2 separate regions of the Homo sapiens genome follow, and region 2 is linked to region 1. A link is a contact called in ENCODE Hi-C or POLR2A ChIA-PET data. All regions are on one chromosome and are shown on one strand. Each heading gives the region's core, a stretch centred on a gene start or an enhancer-like site at or near the end of the contact. The rest is flanking DNA. Distances are from core to core; before and after follow the strand shown. Region 1 overlaps KLF7 (KLF transcription factor 7). Region 2 has its middle 41 kb from the start of MIR1302-4.

Region 1 (5,233 bases), core at 18-2,517:
CACTCTCCCTGCAGAGGTCAGTGAAGGCCTTGTGAAGAAGTCACATTTGAAACAGACCTTGGCAAATGAGTGAACTTTTGCCAAGTGGAGAAAGGGAACAATGACATTCTAAAAAGTGCACACAGTGTGAGCAAGGGTGTAGAGAGGTGAAAGCCCCACTGTGTGTCTGGAAAAGGATGAGCAGTCTAGGATTCTGATGAATGGGGTACACATTACGGAGGAGCAAGAAATGCATGCCCTCGGGCCTAAAAAATGTCTTCTATTTTTGGCTGACAATTACATTGGTGGTTTGCTCTGGGTTAAGCTTTGCCAACGCACTTCTAAAAGGCAGTAGCTGTTTCTCTAGATCTTCAGTGATAACTCAGGGAAAGATTAAAGAGCTCAAAAGATATTAGTGAAACCCAGTAGCCGTATTAATGTTGCCCAGTGATATTCCTGAACCTAAATGTCAAAGAAATCATTCAAGGCATTTTCTTTTTCAGACTGATACTCCCAATTTAGAAAACAACACAACAACAAAAACATAACAAATCAAAATGAGGACAAAACCCAAAAAGATGGAAATAAATACTATCAAAAAAAATCTTAGCTAAAATACAATGCCACTGGATTAAGCACAGAATTAAACTCATCTCTGATTTGCCTGGTAGCTGAAGCAAAAAGATCAACAATGAGTTAGGAAATTCTCATCATCAAATAAAAGAAACGTCAGTTCCTCAGAGATCAGTTGATCTTCACACGTAAAGTTTAAAGTAAAAGGAGGAGGAGGAGAAGAAAATGAGGAAGAGGAACAAAAGAAATGACATGAAAAAAAAAAATCCCTCCATTTACCAAAAAAAAAAAAAAGTTAAACTGTTTCTATTTAAAACCCTCAAGTATTTTGTCAGTTGAGGGAACTGAAGGTTCGGAGTCTGGGTATGTTTTTCTGCTTTGTAGCCTCTCTCTGTTGATGTTTTTCTGGCTTTCTAAGCAAAAAGGAAACCTCACCCATTCCTGTAGACATGCATTTATGACCACATTCTCCTGGCCAGTAACCCTCAGTGGCTCGTGGAGGCTCTCTCAAGGGTGGCATGTCAGGCAAATGGATTTGGCTATGGAGCTACTGCTTCTGTGGCTACTACTCAGATTCAACGCAGGCGCCTTCAGCGAGGGCTCCAGGGCAAGGCTCACTCATTAAGGACAAAATGTGCAGGCACATTTGACCTTTGGAAATCCAGCCCTGGTCTGAAGCTTCCAGATTCAAAACAAAAGCTTCAGGGCCGGAAAGAGAGTTAGAGGAGGCACACTTCCTAGCTTGGGGCCCATCCCCCACACATTCCCCCTGTGACTGAGAGGCTCACAAAACCAATAGAGCAGCATTATTAACTCTGCAATATCATAAGAGAGGGCTTCGCTCTCTGCCTTGGTGGAGAGAGAGAGGCCAGGGGAGGGGCAGGCTGGCTCCAGGGGAAAGCATGCTTCATTAGAGTCTTAACTCAAGGGAGGCAACTGCTTGTGTAAGCGCAACAGATGAACGCAATGTAGAGAGGCTCCCATAAAAACCCTGGCCCTGGTCTAGGAGTCGTCACAGCGGGGGGGAGAAAAAAAAAAAAAAGCATAGCTAGACTGAGCAAAGGCTGGGTGGCAGAGAGCTGTCATTTGGCATAGACTTCCAAAATGCCAGCAAGTGAAAAGTCATGTCAAGGGACTAACCTAAGGCAGAAGTTTTAAATGTGTCATACAAATGGGATGCTCCTTCATCTGCAGTCACAAATTTTAAAGCATCCACTGTCAATCATTTTTCACTCTGTTTTCTTGGGTTACCGACAAGTACCCAAATGAACACTTATACATTTTTTCACCAGAACGAAATAATAGCTCTACTTCATGAAAATGACACCACCAACCCTATCCTTGTGTTCCTTCTGATTTGCCTAGGACTCCCACCCAGCTGGGTCACTGTTTCCCTCTCATAGGTCATATGACCCAAGCCAACTGCCTCTATCACCAACTCCCATGATACCCAATGAACACAGGGTGGCTCAGTCTTCCCCTTTCTTTGAAGATCTGTGCTGGTCTTTCGGTCATCCTGCCACTATCCCCAAGCAGCTTCCATATCTGTCATTTCAGGGCAGCAAATCTGCTGACATTAAAAGTAAACCAACTAAGTTTTCAAACACATCTTAGTCCCCAAATCCTTCCTCCAGTCATGCAGATCAAGTAAATGTCTTATCTTTATGAAGTCGTGGTTGGCTTCAGCTTCTCCAATTCTGGCGTTTGATTCTAGATAGAAGGTTAAGTACCCCCTGTTGCACATCAGACTTGCATCAATTCAATCCATTTGCTGTTAAAGAAGCATCACACTTCCCAGAAAGGTTTTTTTCCCCTTTAGCCACATACCAAGCCAGAATCAGACAAATGCAGCCTGAAGTATTTTTAGTTATTATTCACATTTGTCAACAGGGACAGTGACAACTCACCAGTCCGTTCTGGGGCAGAACTTAAGGAATGGAACTCTCGTATCTATATTGTAAAAACGAATTGCCACCACTGATGACCATAACTACCTGCTGCTTACATGTATACAGACTTTGTTAGGAAATACTGTGCAGTAACGTATCATTAAGACCTTACTGGCAGGCTCAGTCAAAATCTCTTATTTGACATGATTTAATATGTAACATGGAAAGACCCAATAACTTTTCCTATTCTTCACTCATTTTTTTCCAATGGAAGAAATACTACAAATACACTAAGAAAGAAGTTGAGAGTTTCTTTTAATGAACCTTTAAACAATAATACATCTATTCAACACTGGCAATATACCTACTATATAAAGTATGACAACTTTTTTGCTTAGCAAGATGAAAATTACAGGTAGATACATGGATGGGAAGTTATCAAACCCAAAAAGAGACTAATCATAAATGAAATACAGGTGTCAGTTGTAAGTGTTCTCAATGTCTGTTCCATTTTAGATTCCTTTTGAGTGGTAACTGTAAACTTTCAGGAAAAGTTTTTGAGAAGAATATTTTTGGGAAGATGAGTAGAAATATTCCTTCATTATGTCAGATGTGACTGTGAATGTCACTAAGGAGTATTCTTTCCTGGCACCCTAATCTTTCCCTTATTTCCCAATCACAATTTAAACTTCTGTGCCTATTTATCTTCCAGGTCCACCTCTAGACTTTAAGTTCCACAAGAGCATGGGCAATGTCAGGTTCACCACTGCATCCTCAGCACCTAGCACAGTGTGGGGCACACAGAAGGACCCCAGGAAAGGAAGAAAGAGATAAGGAATGAGGAAAGGAAGGAGAAGGGTGGAGAAATTAAGTGAATGAACTAAAGAAAGAGAACCAAAAAATCACCAAAGAGAAATAAATTATAGCGATGAAATTGAGCATTCTCTACTTCCTTCTCAAGAGTTGCAATGGTTTATTATGAACGAGTGTGACCATTCTAATGTCTTCATCCCTTGCTGATGGGTGATGGACCCTGCTCCAGCAAGGGCCAGTCAACTGCAGGACTACAAGTAAATAACATTCTGATATAAAGTGACCAACAGGCAAGTGGACAGGTGAATACATAAAGCACAAAGCCCTCTATGCAGCCAGGGTGTTTTTGAGATTCTCCTGTTCTCATCTCTTCATACATATCACCCTTCCTTCCATTGAAGCTACCATGTATATTCCCCACATTCTCTCCATTTTCTCTTGCAGGTTACTTTGGGGGAATTCAAGACACACTAGAATTAAGCATATCTTAGATCACTCCCCTCCCCTGAGGACTCCCAGTCACTTTCTGGCCTATGCTCTTCAAGTACCAAGGCCTGGAACAATATGGATTTGCCCCCTTCCCCTGAGTCAGACCAATATAAAGCTGTCACTGCTGCTTCCCGTCTTGCTTTCTGCACCAGACCCCTTTCCCTTGCTTTATGGGATCCTCCCCTTTACCTCCTCTGGAATATTCCCTTCTCTCAGTCTTCCTTCTCCTTAGGGGACCCTTTCTGTTGTCCTGTGTTTCCCTTGGGGATCTCCACTCCCACAAGTAAGTATCTTCCAGGATATCCTGGAAGTAAGGCTTCTGGACTTCCTTTCTTCCTTTTACTTATTCCTGCTCAAGAGAGAAAGTGGTAGCATTGGAAGAAAAAACAAAAAGAAGAAAAAAAAACCAGAAAAACGGAAGAAAGAGAAAACAGTGCATGGCCCATTTGTCTCTCATCCGGCCTCTTTCCTGGAGGGCTTTACTCTGCCCTCTTCCATGGGGGAAGCAGCTTGGGGCCAGAACATGAATGCCCCACTGATGCCCAGATAGGACAGGTAGGGCACGGACATTCCTGGCAACCTGCTATTCTATGCAACATATACTTTCCCATGGTATAAGTCAGCCCATGGGCTAGAAGGGGTTGGGCACAGGGAAGTATGGGGAAGCTAAATTGAGACTGCACTTGCCAATTGGGTATAAATCCAGTTTCATTAATAATAAAGCTGATATTTGACCTCTGTCTGGTTCCTATACCTATCTTCTCAAATAGGTTAAGAGAGGGGTGAAGTGTGGCAAATTTGTTGCTCCCATTAAAAGAACAGCAATTGTACTGTAATTATAGACAGTGGTTAGTGGTCCAAATTATTGGTCCTCTTAAGATGCCTGCTGTTTTTTCAGTTAACAAATAAAATTTCAAAAAACAGAAACACAGGATAACATAAGTGGTCCACCATTCCATCACCTAAATTGCTCTTAAAAAAATTAAAAGCAATGATCATATATGAAGGTCAAAAACATTGAAACAGAACAGAAAAGGTATAAAAAGTAAAAATCTGACTTTCTTTGCCCCCAGCACTCTCCCCTCCTTCTCCCTCAATTTGTCAAGTGCTTATATATCCTTTTATTTGAAGTGTTATGCATATCAGCATACATAATAGACACTTTTATTCCTTCTTTTTTTCCCTCATTTACAGAAGATAATTGGCTTTTCATTTTAACAGCTGAAAGGCCCCAGGTGCAGAGTGGCTGGGGCGGAGGAGTCTGAAGGCTTCTATCCCCCACTCCACCCTCTGCCATGGCTCCCCTGGCCCCATAAAGGTTTCACCCCTATTTTCTAGGTGTTCTTACGACCACACCCACCCAATTCCCTCTGAGAAAGTGGCTCAAAATAAAATACGTCTTAGGATAGCTACATGAGATGGCGCCATTGGGAGAAGCTGGCGAAGCTCCTGTGTAACACGATATGCCGGATACTAACACCAGCCCCTCG
Region 2 (5,455 bases), core at 2,343-4,842, 170 kb after region 1:
GGGAAAATATCAAATACATCACAAATACCAAAAAAGTAATGTTTTTATTAATTAACATCCTCACATGCCTATAATACTTGTTCCTCTACAATCTTTGCTGCATGCTCTTTAGTAACTTCTTCACATGACAAGGATTTTGTAAATTCTTTCCTATAGGAAAAACTCAAAAGCAATTCAGTCTTTCCTCTAGCATCATTGACCAAAATTCACCTTCTATTATTGACGGTTTAGAAAAAATTTTTTATTTTTTTTAGTTCCAGAAGTCATTCTCATGTAAACTATTAGGATAGTTGTCAAATCTTGGGGAACTTATCAAATTTCTTTTATACATATGAAGTGTAAGATGTGGAATAATTTTCCAAAAGCTAACTTCTGGCTCTATTTGAAATATTGTTATTCCCTGTATACCCACATACTCCTAATCTCAGACATCGTATCGGGATACCATCAGAACCATCCAGGCAAGAGGGAACCTGTACTTCACAGGAATACATTCTGCTCCTCTGCCCTTGGTGTCTCTCTGCACAGGGCAAGAAATCTGCAGGGCTAGGAGACATGTCTGCTCAAAACCCATGCCCCCTACTTCTTGATCTCACTCCAAGTACACAGGACCCTGGAATTTATTGGTGAAACAGAGCCTACCTAGATCTCTTCCTGGAGTCTTTCCTCCCAAGGGCAAAATGTATCCTCAAGTGTGATTATTCTTTGGCCAGCTTCAGAGCCATGGACAGAGCCCATGGAAGTGAAAGGCCCTGAAGCTTAAAATGCACTAGCCTCATGGCAAATCCACCTCTATGCAGAGGCTCTGCGATGAAGTCTTCTGCATCTTGTACCACAACCCAATCTGGAAGCTACTCCACCCACCAAAAGTACAGTCTATAAAAACTTCACCACTGCCTCAGCATGGCAACCATGCAGAGGAAGCAGTTAGAAAGAGATCAAAGAGATAAAAATGTGTGTGGCTCTGAACACTGTGAAATCTTCCTAGATAATGATTAAATGGCAGCAGATATCTTGCCTGTCTGTCCTTCTGAACCAACATGGCTCCATCTTGGCATTTCTCAGAGGAAAGCCCATGGCCATGTAGTGCCTTCAATGTTCCCATCTGGCAGAAGTTGGGCAACATTTCCAAAAATCTAATCTTTTCACATTCTCTTCTTTCTTCTTAACCTCACGTAGCACACCAGGCACCTGGACCCCTTAACAGACCAGAAGACTGGTCAGATGACCCTCTCTGGACGCAGTCAATAGAGGGCAAACTCCCACTCTCTTCATGCAGTGTGCATTGGAGTGAGGCAAGGAAGGGAGTGTGGGAGGAGTGGCCAAGGAAGGTTGCCCACCCTGGTCTAAAATGAAGACTTTTCAAGAAAAAACTGACCACTTTGGGGGCCTCTCGTGCACTGAGCATTAATTTCTCAATGCTTCTCCTCCCCAGCTCCCCTCTAACTCTTTGGCCCCTGTGCCCATGGTTGTCTCCTCATGCCACCACGGCATCTGCTCAGAGGACACCCGCCTGATGACCAAGATGAATCATGCTTAGGAAAGCTCCTGGGCAACCCTAGGCAATCCAGCAAAGCCCCCTAGACTTTCTCTAGCATGCACCCCTCCTCCCCACAACCACGGGGTCTTCAGGAGTTCTGGCCATCTCTCCTGACCCTCTGAGGTCCAATTTTCAAGCACTTTTATTCACATTCAAGGTACGAGATTAATAACACCCCCTACCTTAAGGTATATGTTTTGAAAAAGAGGACAATGTCTTAAGCAGAAGATTCAAAGTGAATGAACTTTAATTAAATGTCCAATAAAGAGAGATATAGATATGGATTTTAAGAAAAACTTCTAGGCATCTTAAAATAGGGTAGTCCATTTAATCCCCACATTTAAGCTTCCCTGTAATGGGAAGAAATAAATAAACTGAGAGCTTTGGGGTAGGAAGACAGGGTCGAGGGGTAACCTGGGAGGGGGCTGGGTGACTTGTTGCAAAAGTCAGAAGACCATGAGTCAGGGTGGGATCAGTATAACACTGTCATGAATTCTATCTTGCTGGCTTCTGTGCATGTGCTCCTGCGTGCGCGCGCGCGCGCACACACACACACACACACACACACACACACACACACACACACACGGTACAAATGCCTTTGTGGGAGGTGCTATTACCAACACCAAGTCTAAATCTAAGCCTCTCATTTTGTATTCCCTGCACTGTAAGGGGCAGCCCAAGGGGGCCGGGGTGGAGGGCGGGTGGGAGGCACATCTAGAAGAAGAAGGACAGATTTAAAAGGAAAGATTATTTATGAGGCCATGAAGACGTTCTTCCCAGACTCCTGAGTGCAGGAGTATGACTTATTTATTTTATTTTCGTTTGTAACCAAAACCTTCCCCTGACTCCCATTGGCCCCAGCTGAGAGGGGAGAGAGGGCCGGCCCGTCAGGCGTTGATCACCGGGCCAACGGGAGACAGTGTGGCGTGATGCTGACGCAGCCCACTGACAAGCCAGGGAGGCCCAGGGGAGCAGCTCTGAGCAGAGCAGCCAGAGCCAAGCAGGTAGAGAGCTGACAGCCGGGGAATTGCTAAGAGGCGCCGGGCTGGTGGGGGCAGGATGGTGAAACAGTTGGACTCGAGAGAAGGTGTGATTTGTGATGCACAAACTGTCGTTTACCCACTCCCCTTGGAGTCCTCTCCACGTCCCTCAGCTCCATCAACCTCTCTCCAGTTTAAATTTCCTCTCTCCCTTCCCCCTCCTGCATGCTCACTCCGTGGGTCCCCGCATTTCTATTCAATAATGTTTCTCTCCCTGTCTCCTTTTGGGAGAAGGAAGGGAGCAGATGAACACACATTAATAACATCAAAATGTCACATAAGTGATCAGCTGGAGGGGGCAGTCTCTCTGATGTCCTCAAGGCATCCTATTTAGGAATTGATATCTGCAGAGCCAGAAGAAAGCACAGCTGCTCTGGGGTACAGGCTAGGGAGTTAAGGGGATGGCTGTGTCAGTGTTGGGAATTCGTGCACTTACGGTGCAAAAGCACAAGGTGCATGAATTACCAAAGGCCTCAAGAACTGCCTGGTCCCACTCTCCTCCCTGGAGAGAGGCATCGCTGAGAAAACAGGAGCTTGTGTCTCCAGACTGGAGTTCTCTTTTAAGAAAATGGAAGTTGGGAGGGAAAGGGAGAGAAAAGCTTCAAGCCTATGGATAAGTCCTGAATCCTCCTCAGAATAGTGACCCCCGACATATGCACTGACGTGCCCATTTATTGAGAATCTCAGAATTCTTCGCAAAGGTGTCCCATTTAAGAAAATCCTCCATCCTTTTCAGGCAAAAGCAACAAACAGTAACAGAATAAAACTTTACTCATCAGATGGTGGTTACCAGTCTTTCCCTGCCATTTTTCTGGATGATGTTTAAAACCATGAGACTCCTGCTGGCCTTTCCCTTGTTACTGCACATAACCACATAGCCCTCTTACACTGGATGAAGCACTTTCTCCATAATGTTCACTTCTTTAATGACAGGATAGATGTTGCTGTTCTGACGACTGGAGTATTCAGACTGATGAGAACCACTGGTGATTCTCAGCAGTCCCAACATCACATGCTTCCTGTCCTGATGACCTGTGAGTCACCACTCCACCACCTCCCTATATGGGTGAGAGGTTACATCAGTCCCAGTCTATAGATGGAACAACACAGGCCCAATTGAGCAGATGTGCTTTCATGAGTCTGTCTCATACTATCTATTGCCAGGAAACAGGGTACAGTTGGAGACATATTGTTGCGTCATCTGAAGGCCTCATATTACAAGACACGACTATGAAGCTAGGCTTCACTCTATCACAGGAGTGGGAGCCTCAGACTTTAGCCCCTGGTTCCAATTCTGACACCTGCTTAGTATAGAAATACTTAGGTCCAGGAGTCAGAGGTTTGAGTTCTAGACTTAGAATTACCACTTAGCAATCACTTTCATCATGTCGCTCACCTGCTAAAAATCTTCCTATGGCTCCCTATTGCCCTTAAAATAAAATCCTAACCCCTCATCATGGAATTCAAGATTGTATCATCTGGCTTTTGCCATCTCTCTTACCCCATCTCACACCTCTCTCCCTCTCACTTGCTACTCCCCAGACACATCAGCCTATCTTTCTGTTCCTTTAAGTCACTCAGGCTGGTTCATACTTCATTGTCTTTGTACATGCTGTTCCCTCTGCCTACAATGTCCTAAAAGTGTCTGTAGTCTGCTAATCATTTCACCCTTAACAAATACTGCATTACTCAATAGGGAACACTCTCCCAGAAAAAGGTTTTTTTGGGGGGTTGGGAGGAGAATTTGAAATTTGATATATATTTTTAAAATCCAAGTAGTCATCATGGGGAAAATAAGAATCTGTCATTTGTTCATTAATTCATTCATTTAGCAGATATTTACCAGGCACCTTCTATGTTGGACTTCATTACACAACATGGTACTGTTTCTATTCGAATTACAATACACAAGCAGGGATGGGGAACTATGAGTTTTTAGAGCCTCTAGAAGTTCTAACCTAGCCCTGGCGTCAGCTCATGTGTCACCTCTTCAGAAATGCTTGTCCTGATCACATTATAAATTAGCTCTCCTTGCCTTCCCTCCACTTTCTAACACAAAACCCTGTTGTATAGAATAGAATAATATAATTTACCACTGCCCTAATTTGTTGATTGATGTATTTACTTATGTACCATCTGTCTCCACCAATTCATATTTAAGTTTCATGAAGGCATAACCTTGTCTCTCTTAGTCACCACCAGCACATAGAACAGTGCCTGGCACACAGACAGTGTTTGAAAAATGTCTGCTAAATAAATGAAGTAATGAATGAATGAATGTAGTCTTGGGCTAGTCGCTTAAACTCTCTGGGCCTTAGCTTTTTCATCTCTAAAATATGATCAATAACAACAACAACAAAAATACCTGCCTGAGTCAAAATGTTGGCAAGAGTTTGAAATAAAATATGTATAGACTCAATTTCCTAGAAAACAGAGCCTGAGGCAGGGATCAAGTGCTGGTGCTTTAAGTAGGAGGTACAATCCCTAGGCATTGGGAATGAGGGAAAAGGGAAAGAAAAAAAAACAGAAAGAATGAGAAGAAATAAAACACGGGTGGGCTCCTACATTGACTACTGCTTCGTGTGAAGCCACAAAGGGACACATTGGTCACTTGACAAGAGCATCCATTGGACCACACAGGACATCTTACATGGAGAAACTCTACCCTGAAGCAATGTATCAAGAGAGAACAGAACATTGGTCAATATTCACCCATTGGAGATTTTACCGCCCCACGCTTCCATATTGCCTTATCTTTACCCATGTCTCCCCAGTCTCCCCTGAAATCAACTCCTCTGTCCTTTAGTATGACATTTCACCCAAGCCTGGGAGTGTCTGGAAGAGACAGAGTCTCCAGATTGACCATGAGTGG

The links. A loop is a pair of places that touch in the nucleus more often than their neighbours do. ChIA-PET counts read pairs that join two places held with the same protein, here RNA polymerase II (POLR2A). Pooled maps may share reads with other maps.
Region 2: a loop to region 1 is called in a pooled map, with 5 times the contacts of the local background. The contact joins two enhancer-like sites. A Hi-C loop is called at or near these places in 1 of 37 single-sample maps with no recorded cell type and 8 of 50 pooled maps. POLR2A ChIA-PET finds 5 or more read pairs at or near these places in 5 of 52 experiments (T-cell, WTC11, activated B cell and 2 more).

Annotation. Positions count from the first base shown.
Region 1 is chr2:207,142,589-207,147,821 of GRCh38, forward strand. All of the region lies in intron 1 of KLF7 (KLF transcription factor 7), which reads right to left. Among named protein-coding and RNA genes, the nearest start is that of KLF7, 21 kb to the right of the region's middle. RefSeq lists an enhancer at 1-195. Within about 2 kb of position 1,268, at least 30 of the 41 ENCODE cell types and tissues checked have a DNase peak (open chromatin) inside an H3K27ac peak, as active enhancers do.
Region 2 is chr2:207,307,984-207,313,438 of GRCh38, forward strand. No RefSeq gene overlaps it. Among named protein-coding and RNA genes, the nearest start is that of MIR1302-4, 41 kb to the left of the region's middle. RefSeq lists an enhancer at 2,373-3,122. Within about 2 kb of position 3,593, at least 10 of the 41 ENCODE cell types and tissues checked have a DNase peak (open chromatin) inside an H3K27ac peak, as active enhancers do.